2 separate regions of the Homo sapiens genome follow, and region 2 is linked to region 1. The links are chromatin loops, found by intact Hi-C in ENCODE. Cell type or tissue: K562. All regions are shown on one strand. Each heading gives the region's core, and the rest is flanking DNA. Links, peaks and the distances in the headings are about the cores only.

Region 1 (4,388 bases), core at 146-4,145:
ACAAAAACCACCAAAAAACCCATGGTCAAACAAATCAAATCATAAATTATAATCAATTGTCTGAAAAACTAAAGATCAAAAAAATCATCTCTAAAGTAGCCTGAATGGTCTGGCGCAATGGCTCATGCCTGTGATCCAAGCCCTTTGGGAGGCTGAGATGGGAGGATTGCTTGAACTCAGGAGTTCGAGACCAGCATGGGCAACATGGCAAGACCCTGTCTCTAGAAAAAATAAAAATTTAGGCATGATGGTGCTCACCTGTGATTGCAGCTACTTGGGAGGCTGAGGTGGATCACTTGGACCTGGGAGGTCAAGGCTGCAGTGAGCTGTGATCGCACCACCACGCTCCAGTCTGGGTGACAGAGTGAGAGAGCTAGTTAAAAAAAGAAAAGAAAAGAAAAAAGAAAAGAAAAGAAAAGAAGCCTGGGAAAAAAGGCATATTAAATATGAGAAAACGGAATACTTGCATACTTCTTGCCACAGATTATGGAGGCCAGAAGACCATGGAACAACATTTTTAAAGTGCTGAAACAAAAGGAATGTCAACCCCAAACTCTATATCCAGCAAAAATATCTTTCAAGAATAAAGAATAAAGATATTATAAATTGAAGAAAACTAAGACAATTTGTCTCCAACAGACCTGCTCTAAAAGATGTCCTATAGGAAGTTCTTCAGGGGAAGAAGAATGATAGCTGAGAGAAACTTAGAACTTCAGAAAGAGAGGAATAGCAACAGAAATGGTAAATACCTAGGAAATTATAATACACAATTTTTTTTCTCAGAGTTTCAAATACATGAAGCATAAATTAATAGTATTAGAAAAAGAAATAGACAAATTCAAAACTATTGCTGGAGACTTTAACACTCCTCTCTTAGTAACTGATAGAATAAGGAGATAGAAAATAATGAAGAATATAGAAGGCCTGAACAACACTAATAACCAACTTGATCTGACATTTACAGAACACTCCACCCAACAGCACCAGAATACACATTCTTTTCAAGTATACACAGAATATTTACCAAGACAGACCATATCCAGGGTCATAAAACAAACCTTAACTAATTGAAAAGAATTAATATCACACAAGATATGTTCTCTGACCACAACAGAATTAAACTAGAATCAATAAAAGAACAATATTTAAACACTATGCAATTTTTTTTTTTTTTTTTGAGACAGAGTCTCACTCTGTCACCCAGGCTGGAGTGCAGTGGTGCGATCTCGGCTCACTGCAACATCCACCTCCCAGGTTCAAGCAATTCTCCTGTCTCAGCCTCCTGAGTAGCTGAAATTACAGGCACCCACCACCACACCTGGCTGATTTATTTATTTATTTATTGTATCTTTAGTAGAGACGGGGTTTTGCCATGCTGACTAGGCTGGTCTTGAACTCCTGATCTCAAGTGATCCGCCCACCTCAGCCTCCCAAAGTGCTGGGATTACAGGCATGAGCCACTGTACCTGGCCTGAACATGATGCAAATATTTTGAAATTAAACAACACACTTCTAAATAATCCATGGATCCAAGAGGAAGTCTTAAGGGAAATTAGAAAATAATTTGAAAATGAATAAAAATTAAAACTACAACATATCCAAATTTGTGAAATGCAGCTAAATCAGTGCCTACGGGGAAATACATTACATTAACGGCTTATATGAGAGAAAAAATGACTCAAATAAAAACTATGAGTTTCCAATTTAAGAAATATAAAAGATAAACTGAATCCAAAACAAGCAGAAAGAAGGAAATAATAAAGACCAAAAATCAATAAAATTGAAATCAGAAAAATAGAGAAAAATCAATAAAAACAAAAGCTAGTTCTTTTAAAAGATCTGTGAAAGTGGGAAGCCTTAGCTGAATTGATGAAGAAGAAAGGAGAAAAGAGATCAACTATGAAAGTGATAAATGAAATAAGGAATCTCACTAAATACTTCACAGATACTTTAAAAAAATTAAAAGAACACCATGAACCATATTAATTCCATGAATTTGACAACCTTGATGACCAATATTTTGAAAGATGCAAATTAGCAAAACTCACTTGAGATGAAATAGAAACTCTGAATAATCCAATAACTATTAAATTAACTGGATTTATAGGTACAAGCCTTCCAACAAAGGACATTCCAGGACTTGATGATTTCACTGGTTAATTTAATGAAATATCTAAGGAAGAATAACCATTCCATACAATCCAGAAAATAGAATAGAAAGGAATACTCCCAGTTCATTTTATGAAGCTAGCAGTGCCATGATACCAAAATCAGGGCTGGTATTCATGACTTTTATTATTCTTAGATGTCTTACAAAATAAATCACTTATTTTCTTTATAAAATAAAGCTCATTCTGGCATGCAGTGGCTCACGTCTGTAATCCCAGCACTTCAGGAGGCCAAGGTGGGTGGACCACTTGAGGTCAGGAGTTCGATACCAGCCTGGCCAACATGGTGAAACCTTGTCTCTACTAAAAATACAAAAAATTAGCTGGGCATGGTGGTGTGCACCTGTAGTTCCAGTTACTTGGGAGTCTGAGGCAGGAGAATCGCTTGAACCTGGGAGGCGGAGGTTGCAGTGAGCTGAGATGGCACCATTGCACTCCAGCCCGGGTGACAAGAGCGAAACTCCATCTCAAAACAAACAAGCAAACAAAAACAAACAAACTCATTCTATTTTGCAATTATTATCTGGATCCATTTGTTATGTGGTCTTAGCGATGTTGATTTTAATCTTACTATATCTAACCTAAATAATATATTATCCTAAACAATATTTCATTATTACTCTTCAACTCTTCCTAACTGTGCTAAAAAAGAGAGAGAGAGAGAGATAACAACAAGACCAAAATGATAGAATCACCTGGCAGGATGAGATAATGTTGAAATGAAACACCACTAGGACATCACCCTTCAGTTTTCTTGCGGCAGTGCCCAAAGTTCTACAGTATTTCTCAAGAATGTATAAAAGAAGACAACGACACCATGCTCGGGGTGTTGTGTTAGATTTCACTGAATGCAGCTGGAAATTCAGAATTCCTTCTTTATGCCCAAATGGCTAAGGCAAGAAAATTTGAGAAAGGAAGAGATTTCACAATGATGAGATGATTCAGAAGAGGAAGGCATAGAGACAGAACAGCACTCTAGATTCCAAAGATGATGGTGACACTGATCGTATCAGCTGAAGCGCTTGATGACTGAATGATATATTTCTAAGGATAAAAAAGGAAATTTGGTATTTTCATTCAGTTAGTCATCCAACAGGAAGGATCTGATCATGCAGTATTTGGTGATGGACTATCTAATTTTGCTAAAAGGACACATGAGAATATTCTTTCATCTTTTAAGATGTTTGTGCATTAAAATGTACTCCATGCAGGCTGTAAGTGGATAAATGGTCAAGGCAAGTGTGTTTTAAACAAGGACTGGAAGGGAATCGAAGAAGTAGAAAAAAAAGGAATAAGTCATTGGATCAGTCATTCTACTTGGTATTTATATACCTTAAAATGAAAATGTTTGGCAGTTATGAAGCAAACAAGAGAGTGTCCTCTTTTCAGCAAAGTTATGAACTCTCAACATTTTCCAAAGTATTGTGTTTTTATGATACAGGTGGAAAGTGAAGACCCAGAGAGCAGAGGGGCCCAACCAAGAGGGCAGGAAGACTTTTAGAAAGGGGTGGTATCCGGCCAGGCGCGGTGGCTCACGCCTGTAATCCCAGCACTTTGGGAGGCCAAGGTGGGCGTATCACGAGGTCAGGAGATCGAGACCATCCTGGCTAACATAGTGAAACCCCGTCTCTACTAAAAATACAAAAAAAAAAAAAAAAAAAATTAGCCGGGCATTGTGGTGGGCGCCTGTAGTCCCAGCTACTTGGGAGGCTGAGGCAGGAGAATGGCGTGAACCTGGGAGATGGAGCTTGCAGTGAGCCGAGATTCCGCCACTGTACTCCAGTCTGGGTGACAGAGCGAGACTCCTTCTCAAAAAAAAAAAAAAGAAAAAAAAGAAAAAAGAAAAAGAAAGGGGTGGTATCCAGGTCTGCTTGGTGGTGGAGGTGGAACAGGGCAGGCTGTCCAGGCAGAGGAGGTGGCCCCTCCCAACAGACTCCTGAGCTCAAATCCCTGCCCCACTGCTCATTATCTGTGTCCTTATGGACATGTCACTAACTGTTCTCTGAGCCCGCACTCCTTCATCTGTGAAACCAGCTGGGAATGCCTCCTTTCAAGGCTGCTGGGGTATTAAAGGACATGTCTTCAGGAAACACAACACAGGGCATGGCCAGGGTGGGCTTAGCTTTCTGAAGCAGTGCTTTGGTTTGGGTCCACCAGACCCCGGGGACCAAGTCAGTTCTCACTGGGCTGCAGCCTCTCCTCCTTTGTGTCCATCCTCCA
Region 2 (4,388 bases), core at 258-4,257, 220 kb before region 1:
CACCAATGACTGCCGCCAAAGAGAGGGAGAAGGCTGGGACCACGTTGGCACTGGTCAGCCTGGAGGGTGCAGACACAGGCCAAGGGCTAGCGACAGCCTGGAAAACTGGCATGGTGTGGGCACAGTAAGCAGAGGGCATGGTGCAGACGAAGGCAGGGAACCAGGAACTCAATCCTGGATCACATTTATAGGAAATATCAGGACCCTGGAGTGAGCGATGTGAGGCTGGGCTCTGCACTGGATCACCTGTGCCTCTTTTGCTGGTGCTGAGCTCAATACCTGACATAAACAGGGGCCCTCGCTCTCCAGGCAACTATCCAAAGGGGGGCCCCTTAATCCTCATCTTCCTGGCAGATGGGCATAGAAAGCCCATTTTGCAGATGAGGAAACTGAGGTTTTGACATGGTGTCCGGACTTGCCCAAGGTTGTGCAGGGGGCAGGTGGCAGGTGGCAGAGTCAGAACGGGAATCTTGGTCCAACAAGTGCCAAAGCTCCCACAATAGTCCTGGAATTGCCCTCGTTGAGAACTCAAATGCCCACTGCCTCCTTCCTGAGGTTGTTGGTGTGCAGGGCTGCCGGTGTGCGGGGCTGCTGGTGTGCGGGGTTGCTGGTATGTGGGGTTGCTGGTGTTGGCTTGCTAGTGAGTGTGGTTGCTGTTCTCTGGAGTTCATTTGCTGGTGGTGACCAGAGTGGGCATCTGCCCAGGACATCCGGGGCTTGGCAGGAGCTGACCCCACCTGAGGCCTCCATGTGAGAGCTGGGGCACCTGCAGGCTGGGCTCTTCCTGGCCTCCCCAGGCCGGGCTAAAGAGGGCATCATGGTCAAGCAGAGGTCTGGCTCAGGCCCCTGGAAGGAGGGCCAAGGCCTGAGGAGAGGAAGTCTAACCAGTCTCCCCCACTATGGCCATGACATTCACTGGAAGTAGCAGTTGGGATGTGGTCAGGGCCAGGAAGAGAGGCTGGACACCAAGGTCCTGATCCTGGTCCCAGCTCTGCCATGGATGTGCCCCTTGGATGAGCTGCTTCCCCTCATTTTCCATCTGTCAAATGTGGATGACCTTGGCTTTGCTAGGTGGCCCTGGGAACACAGCACAGCCATTTCCCAACACATTTCAGACAGTGGTCTCTTCTAGCCAAGGAAACCTCTGCCCCCGATGGACACTGGAGTCATTATTCTCAACATAATGGAGGATCGCTCCCGAGTGCTGGAGACTCAGAGGCATAGGGAGATGCCTCGTTTTTCGGGGGATGTCTCCCCTTCTTATCACCATCATCCTAGCCCCCATGGGGACCCTCTCCTCAAGGTCCCCTATGGCATCCCATTGCTAAGTCCAAGTTCTCCTACAGGATCTGGTCTCACCCCTCCCTGCTCTCCCCGCACTCCTTCCTCTGCACCCTTCTCCTGGATTTTGGGTTCCTCAGGACCCAGTCCTGGCCCCCTCTCTTCTGGCCATTTCCTATAAGATCCTGACTACTCCCGTGGCCTCCTGGGCCACCTGTGTCACTGCCAGTCACCCCTAAGTCCCCGATCAAAGCTCAGGCCTCTCTCCTTGTGGCCCCTGCCCTCTAGCCAGCTCTCTTGTGTACCCCACAGAACCTCATGCTCAAGTGTTTCCAACTGAACTCTTCATCCTCCCCCTAGCTGGCTTCCTGCCCTCGATCCCCCCATGTCACCCAGCGAGCCCCACTGGGTGTCCTGGAGGAGCCCAGGCCGGTGGCTCCTCTCCCTCTACCTGTCCTCAGTGGCCTGGGTTCAGCTGCTCACCCTCTATCTCTCCCTGTCCACTCCCTCCCTCCTCCCAGTCATCTCCTGGGCTCCTATTACCAGTGTCATTGTTGGAAACAGGGGTCTCTCATGTCTGTCTTGCTGCATGGACCGAAGTCCGTCGGCCGCCTCGGGGGTCCTCTCCATTGGGACATTACCCTACTTCCTCTCCACCAGGGCACACCTGGTACACACCTCCACTGGGGACCTACCACACCTCTTCTTCCTCCTCTTCACCAGGGCACACGTGGCTCCCTCCCACTGCAGGGCCTTTGTCTGGGTTGATCCAGAGACGCAAGGACACAGTGCCCAGGGATCTTTCCTTGGGGGCCTGTCCACCTCCCTCCTGTAAAATGGGAAGCTGCGTGTCGGTGACTGCCTCGCCCACAGGCTCTTTCTTCTCTGGGACTGGCCAGACTCCCTCCAGATGGCCCCACCCCTGCCATGGCTGATTGGTCCAGGCTGGACACGTGACCCAAGTGAAACCCAATGGGATTCTCTCCTGTGATTCTGAACCCGGGGAGGAGACCTGGAGCCTGGAGGTGGCAGCGACTTGGGAGCCGCGTGGGCCTGTCTGTTCCACACACTGCCTTCTTGCCCCTTCCTTCAACCTATGGCCCCCTCAGAGGACAACCTTTTTCCTTAAACTCCTCGGACGAGGTTCCTGTGGCAGCCGAGAGAGTCACGCAGCGGGGGTGCCTTCCCCGCCTGTGGGGGAGCCCCAGGCGGCCCGCACAGTCTCGTGGTGGTCGGGCCTGGCCACGTGTGCTCCTCGGTCCCCATGTGGCCCCAGCAGGGCGCCCGCCTCCCTCCCAGGGCTTCCTCCCCCAGGAGGGATAGCAGGAAGGCAGGCAAGGACAGGACCTGAGTCCACACCTCGTCCGCGGTCACCTGCCTGACCAGGAGGAAGGGGAGGGGACAGGAGTGATTCCACGGAGGTCACCTGGGAGCTGGGGCTGGGCGACCCCAGGGCTGGATGACCTCAGGGCTGGGTGACCTCAGGGCTGGGTGATCTCAGGGCTGGGTGACTTCAAGGCTGGGTGACCTCAGGGCTGGATGACCTCAGGGCTGGGTGACCCCAGGGCTGACTATTGGCGGAGCACCTGGGGTGGGTGCCATGGGCACCTGAGAGGGAACTTTGACCTGAGCGGAGGTCAGAACCCTCCTCTGAGGAAGTGCCCCACCCCACTGAGCTCCCAGAGGCTGGTGGCAGGTTGAACAGGGGACTATGCCAGCAGAGGGACTGCCTTCCAGAGACTTTGGATCATCACCACGATGGGTTGATTTTACAAATTTAGCCACTGTCACCGGAGGCCTGGCTGAACTTCAGAGTTTCTTCTCCAGCGTCGGTTTCTTGGTTTGTAATGGGGAGGGCTGGATCCCCCTGCACTGATACTCCCATGGCATGGCTGCGGGAGGGGCGCCCATCCTGCTGGCCTGGTGGCTGTGGAGCGGCCGGAGGTGGCGTGTGCCAAAGCTGCTGCTGGTGCTCCCTCTGGCTGCCTTGGGGTGATGACAGGAGCTGACGGCTTGGCAGCAGCTCCCAGGGAGGCAGCAGCCGGGCTGGCGGCGGGTGGTGGCGGTGGTGGGAGGGGGCTTCTGGAGAGAACAAAGCACTGAGGATGCTGGGCTCCAGGGGCGACAGAGGAGTGGGGGATGGGGGCAGGGTTCTGGAGTGTGTGGCCCACAGGGAGGCCATGGCACGGGTGTGTGTGCGGGTGTAGGATTTGGAACCCACCTCGTGGTTGTGTGAGCCCAGGCAGGTCACTTAGCCTCTCTGGGCCTCAGTTTCCACAGTTGTGCAATTGGAACAATACCATCATTACATTATTGTATCCCCAGTGCTGAGAGTAGTGAGTGGCACAGAGTAGGCATTCACTGAATTTTTCTGGAGTCAACAAATCAATAGGTTTGATGGAAGACGGAACTGGCTAATTCATGCTCAGCTCAGTGATGGGCCCATGTTCGTTCTAGAGAAGCAGTATCTTTGTTATTGCTGCTGTGATTGTTTATCAAGGGTGCAGAGGACTGAGCCAGCATGGAGTCCCAGGGCAGGAGAAGAAAGTTGGTCAGTGCATCTGGATGAGGCTGGACTCTGGGACCAGACCATGGAGACTTGAGGGCCACAGCCGGGCGGCTGAGAGTGGGGGAGGGGCCCATATGCCAGGAGTGAGCAGGATGAGGTCTGAGCAAGACCACACTAGACACCAGGGAGAACGTTGGTGGCCCTGGCCTGGCCTGAGGAGGCAGGGAAGCAGAGAGGGCACCTGCGATGGCTGTTTAAGGAAACTCAGTTGAGGAGGTGGATGAGATGGGGCAGGAGTAGGAGGGTGAGGTGGGAGGGACAGAGGCCTGTTTCTTAGGTCAGTTGATGCGAGCAAGTATGAATGCAGATGGAGAGGGGTGGGTGCACCGGGCGTACCTGAAGGTGTGGAGAAGTGGGGTACCAAGTAGAGGGCTCTTGAGGGAGGCAGACACTGGAGGGGAGAGAGGAGTTTCAGGAAGGGCTGCAGCTTAGGGTTTAGGCTGGTGAGGGTTTCCTTGGTTCAGTGAGATACAAAGTATGCTTGTCTTCAAGGCAGAGAACTGGAGACCCCACGAGCTGTGAGGAGAGGAAGGTCTGG

Evidence for each region. Hi-C counts contacts between places; a loop is a spot of excess contacts. Peaks named below come from ENCODE experiments on the same cell type or tissue, not always from the same donor. Only the 100,000 strongest peaks of a DNase experiment are listed, where the experiment ranks them.
Region 2: it touches region 1 in a loop (11-fold over the local background); 1 of 110 quality-filtered maps calls a loop at or near these places.

The regions. Positions count from the first base shown.
Region 1 is chr22:43,619,930-43,624,317 of GRCh38, forward strand. The region is part of intron 20 of EFCAB6 (EF-hand calcium binding domain 6); the gene reads right to left. Among named protein-coding and RNA genes, the nearest start is that of EFCAB6-AS1, 110 kb to the left of the region's middle. In K562, for the core only: no CTCF peak of the experiment used is centred there; no DNase peak of the experiment used is centred there.
Region 2 is chr22:43,397,334-43,401,721 of GRCh38, forward strand. LINC01639 (long intergenic non-protein coding RNA 1639) reads left to right here and starts at 2,998. Exons shown (of 4, transcript NR_146918.1): 1 at 2,998-3,121. In K562, for the core only: no CTCF peak of the experiment used is centred there; a DNase peak (open chromatin) is centred at 2,218.